Linked DNA regions of Homo sapiens: region 1 is linked to region 2. The links are chromatin loops, found by intact Hi-C in ENCODE. Cell type or tissue: CD14-positive monocyte. All regions are shown on one strand.

Evidence for each region. Hi-C counts contacts between places; a loop is a spot of excess contacts. Peaks named below come from ENCODE experiments on the same cell type or tissue, not always from the same donor. Only the 100,000 strongest peaks of a DNase experiment are listed, where the experiment ranks them.
Region 1: it touches region 2 in a loop (10-fold over the local background); 20 of 110 quality-filtered maps call a loop at or near these places.

Annotation. Positions count from the first base shown.
Region 1 is chr2:137,837,431-137,839,930 of GRCh38, reverse strand. No RefSeq gene overlaps it. Among named protein-coding and RNA genes, the nearest start is that of HNMT, 130 kb to the left of the region's middle. In CD14-positive monocyte, CTCF peaks have their summits at 981 and 1,215 (motif pointing right); no DNase peak of the experiment used is centred here.
Region 2 is chr2:135,912,435-135,914,934 of GRCh38, reverse strand. DARS1 (aspartyl-tRNA synthetase 1) reads left to right here. Exons shown (of 16, transcript NM_001349.4): 12 at 424-466; 13 at 2,369-2,449. Among named protein-coding and RNA genes, the nearest start is that of MCM6, 37 kb to the right of the region's middle. In CD14-positive monocyte, CTCF peaks have their summits at 767 and 967 (motif pointing left); a DNase peak (open chromatin) is centred at 984; H3K27ac peaks cover 874 bases.

The DNA.
Region 1 (2,500 bases), 1.9 Mb before region 2:
TAGGGTTGTTAATCAGCTACCCTTAAAATAGGCAGATGGGACTTTATCCTGGATTACTGTAAGTGGTCTCAATATAACCAGCAAGGGTTTTTCAGTGGAGAAGAGAAAGACAAAAGAGAGCAAACCAGAAAGATAGCAATGTGAGTAGGACTGGAGCCATGTTGCTGGTTTTGAAGATAGAAGAAGGGGCCCTAAGCCAAAGAATGCAGACAACCTCCAGAGGCCGGAAGAGGTGAGGGAACAGACGCTCCCCTAGAGCCTCCAGAAGACACCAGCATGCCGACACCTTGGTTTTCGGCCCGTGAAACCTATTTTAAATTTCTGACCTCCAGAACAGTAAGATAATAAAAGTGCGTTGTTTTAAGCCACTAAATTTGTGGTAATTTGTTACAACAGCCACATTAGATGATTAATACTAGCACTGGTTGGTGTCTTGCAGCTTCAGAATGTATATTTTATAATGGGGCGGTGAGACCTCCTTCCGCTCAACTTGTACACAGAGGCACTCAGCACACATCCCTCAATGGGTGATCTCATTCCAGCACGTGCGCTGGGCAATCAGTACCAGAGGCAGTTCTGCCATGGCTTAGTGCATACGTCATCTTTGGTGGGACAAAAATTGTGTATGCAGATCTAAAAACATGATCAAAAGCAAGTCTATCCTAACATTTCTGTCAATTTACCAGGGGTATCCAATCTTTTGGCTTCCCTGGGTTACATTGGAAGAATTGTCTTGGGCCACACATAAAATATACTAACACTAACGATAGCTAATGAGCTTAAAAAATTGCAAAAATACTTACAATGTTTTAAGAAACTTTATGAATTTGGCCACATTGAGAGCTGTCCTAAGCCGCATATGGCCTGTGGGCCACAGGTTGGACAAGCTTTATTTAGATCATGCCGAAGGAGCACAGTTCCATGAGGAGGGAGGATGGGGAGCATGTGGTGTGTTTGCATACAATTTTAATTTCTGGATGTTTCAAGTCATATTCTGAGCACTGAAGGTAGGCCTAACTCACTTATCTGCTACACAAAATATGACCAAGTGGGGTACACATATGTAGGAGAGGTGTACAGGAGAAGCGGTGCGTGCATATATGGAAGCAAAGGAATGAAGTTGATGTAGATTTTTATAGAATCACAATGTTTAGAAGCAATATTTAAATATCAATTAATTACCAATACCCCCCCCAAAAAAAGAATGAAGACACCAGAAAAGGTATTATTTGTAATTAACTATGTAGCCACTAGATGGCAGTACAGTGTAAGCAAAAGGAAAATCTATTCCCTCAGCCCAAGCTTCTCTGGCTGCTGTTAAAGGATGTTTTACCGCTGTTTCAGGAGAAAAGGAGGAAATTCAGTCATGTTAAGGCAGTCAACTTAGAGGGCCAGGACTGTTCTAGATGGACTCCCGGGCTAGAAAGAGCATGGACTCTATGTGTCTCAGCTCCTCTAATTCCTATCTATGAGATCCTGGCAAGTTGCTTAACATCACAAGGCCTCAGTGTTCACATTTATATAATGGGTGTGAATGTTATTTTTCTTACAAGGGAAAGAAAAATGAAGTAAAACGGAGTAATATTATTAAAATACTTAAGATTTAATAAGCAGTCGATTATTAATAGCTCTGTGTCTCCTTTGGGTAGGGAAAAATAATACAATTTAGATTTTAGGTCCTAAACTAATCTCCAGGTATGGTTGTGAGGAAATTATGGGTCTTGAAAAGTAAAGAGAGAAGATTTATTCTTTACTCTGCTTCAATGTGGCTAAAGCTTCCCTGCAAAGTGTCACAATAACCTTCTCTTCATGTTCTCAAATGCAGTTGCTCCCCTCCCCATCTCTCCTTGACACGTGAAGTTCCTCTCCTATGAGGAGCATTGCCAAGTTTCGAGAGGTCTGCAATGTTGGACTAACAGTCATGGCCTTCGCACAGGCAGGAGGTCACAGCAGGGACTCCAGTGCTCACCACTTCCCTCTTCCTACATCTGCCTTTAGTTTATGAATGCATGAGAATTTCATAGTGAGTTAATGGAAGCCCTCCCAAAATATGTCCACATAGAACCCGTGAATGTGACCTAATTTAGAAAAGAAAACAAAAGGTATTTGAAGACGTAATGAAGTTAAGAATCCTGAGATGAGCTCATCCTGTATTATCCAGGTGAGTTCTAAATCCAATGGCCAGTGTCCTTAGAAAGGCACAGGGAGATGTGTGACAGAGAGGATTCGGCCATATGAAGACAGGGGCAGAGATTGCAGTGGCGTGATCACAAACCCAGGAACACCCGAGCCGCCAGAAGCCTGAAGAGGCAGGGAAGGATTCCCCTCTAGAGCTTCTGGGAGGTGCGTGGTTCTGCCAACACCCTAATTTCAGAATCCTGTATGCCACAACTCTAAGTAAATATTATAAATTCTTATCATGCTAAGCTACCAAATTTGTGGCCTTTTGAAATGGTAACTCTAGGAAACTAGTACAGGTTTATATCAAGAAAATTCCTGT
Region 2 (2,500 bases):
AACACTTTTAAAACCTTGGATAATACTAATTTTTATTTCATAAACCATTGATAAAGAGTACCAAAAAGGGAAGATTATTTCATGGCAAGACTAGCCCATATTAGTATAGCGAACTTTTATTATGTGTAATTGTAGGAAATTACTTCATCCATGATATTTCTGAATCAATGAATTGCTATATTCTGTTTATTGCTTTAATTAAATATTTGAGCAGCATCTACTAAGCACTGAGTCACTGTACCAAGGTATACTCATAAGTGATTTTCAGTAGTACTTGCCTTTTAAGAAAAGAGCAGAATAGACAACTGCGTGTTCTGGCCAAATTTTGTAATCCCTTGAGAAACTCAAATAGAAGAAGTTCCTTATTAATGTTTTTAAGTTGCCATTTGATCTTCAAACACTGATTTCACGTTTCTTTTTCAGCACACCAAATGAAAAGCTGTTGGGTCATTTGGTAAAGGAAAAGGTAGGACTCTTTATATGCTGGATTTCTTTTTCTAATTCTGAAATGTCTCTTGGGACTAAAAACAATTGCAGAGGGGTCTGAGCTTCCTAGAATGGTATGATTCTGGAATAAATAAAAACCGAAGAAGGACAACATTAAAAAAATTTTTTTCTTAGAAAATTGAGAAATATTCAGACAGCCTGCCTTTCTCCCAGATGATCTGATTAACTCAGTATTTAATATTTTTACGAAGTTGTTCTGAGGTGTCTCTAAAAGTGATACCTATGTCGGATTAGTTGGAAATGACCTCCAAGTTATTTGAAAATTATTTAGAAATGGTCTTCCCTGTGTACCCCTGCTGTCTCATGAGACTTCAAGATGAATGAGGTTCCTCTCTCCCTCTTATGTAATAGCTACTTTCCAATCTCATTTTCTAAAACCAAGACTCCAAAGAGGATAAAAGCTAAACTTAGTATGATCTTTTTAAAATTTTTAAGATAATGATATAATGAAAAGGAAAATTAGTCCTTGAGCTCCTCCTACTGGTGGCAGTTGAAACTGTTAGACTAGAGAACTGATATTTCTGAAGTCATACAATATTCAGTTTATACCTTTAAAATGCTGTTTCAGCAGAGCCAGTTTCAGTTTGTCAGCTATTAACATCCTCATCTCAAGTTTTATCAAAAATGTTGAAAGTCAAAAACTGTTGGAATGTAATTTTTTTTTTTTTTGAGACGGAGTTTCGCTCTTGTTGCCCAGGCTGGAGTGCAATGGCACTATCTTGGCTGACTACAACCTCCACCCCCTGGGTTCAAGCGATTCTCCTGCCTCAGCCTCCCGAGTAGCTGGGATTACAGGCGCCCACCACCACACCCAACTAATTTTTTGTGTTTTTAGTAGAGATAGGGTTTCACCATGTAGGCCAGGCTGGTCTCGAACTCCTGACCTCAGGTGATTCACCTACCTTGGCCTCCCAAAGTGCTGGGATTACAGGCATGAGCCACCGCGCCGGGCCCTCAAATGTAATTTATTTATTTTTAATTAAATCTAGGTCACATAGTAAGCATTCTCTAAAAAAAGTCATAATTTCAAGTTAATGTCATTTATTTCTTTCAGTTGTAGCATTCATTTGAAGAAAACTACCAAAATCTCATGTATATATCTAGATAAAAATTTAAATTCTTGGGAAGATAATCCATGTTTTTCAATGATGGATATTGTAAAATACATCAAATTTCCCAAAATAATTCATGGACTTAATATAGTTTCTATAACAATCAAAAGGATTTGAGATAATTTTTTTCATTATAAAATGCATCAGAATGACTAGATGAACTAGAATAACAAAGAAAAAAGTAAAAATCAAAGATGTTTATCAAAGTGTAATTTAGAATGGGGGAGAAATTAGAAAGGGCTTACATGTTCAAAAAAAAAAAAAGGAAAAAAATGAATATTTAAACCGTAGGCCTGGCACTGTGGCTCATGCTTGTAATTCTGGCACTTTGGGAGGCCAAGGTAGGAGGATCATTTGAGGCCAGGAGTTCAAGACCAGCCTGGGCAAACATAGCGAGATTCCATCTCTACAAAAAATTTTAAAAATTAGCCAGGCTCCTGCTTAAGCCATGATCTCATCATGCACTCGAGCCTAAGCAACAGAGCAAGACCCCATCTCTTAAAAAAAAAAAATTTAAAAACTATGGATAATAAGTAATGCCTAAAAATTAGGTATTGCAAGAATTTATGACACCATGGCAAAATGCTGTAGGATAAAAATGTTACTGAAAAAAGCAAGATATTCATTGTATATACAATATAATTAGAGTAATTACGAAGAACCAAAATTTTTGTATAAAGTTAATTACCAAAATGTTAGCCATTTTACTTTTTAAAAATGTATTTTAATTGCATTTATTCTTTTTATAGTATGATACAGATTTTTATATTCTTGATAAATATCCATTGGCTGTAAGACCTTTCTATACCATGCCTGACCCAAGAAATCCCGTAAGTAATTTGGTTTTAAGTAACCCATTTTGAGGCAGAAGGGAAATTTTA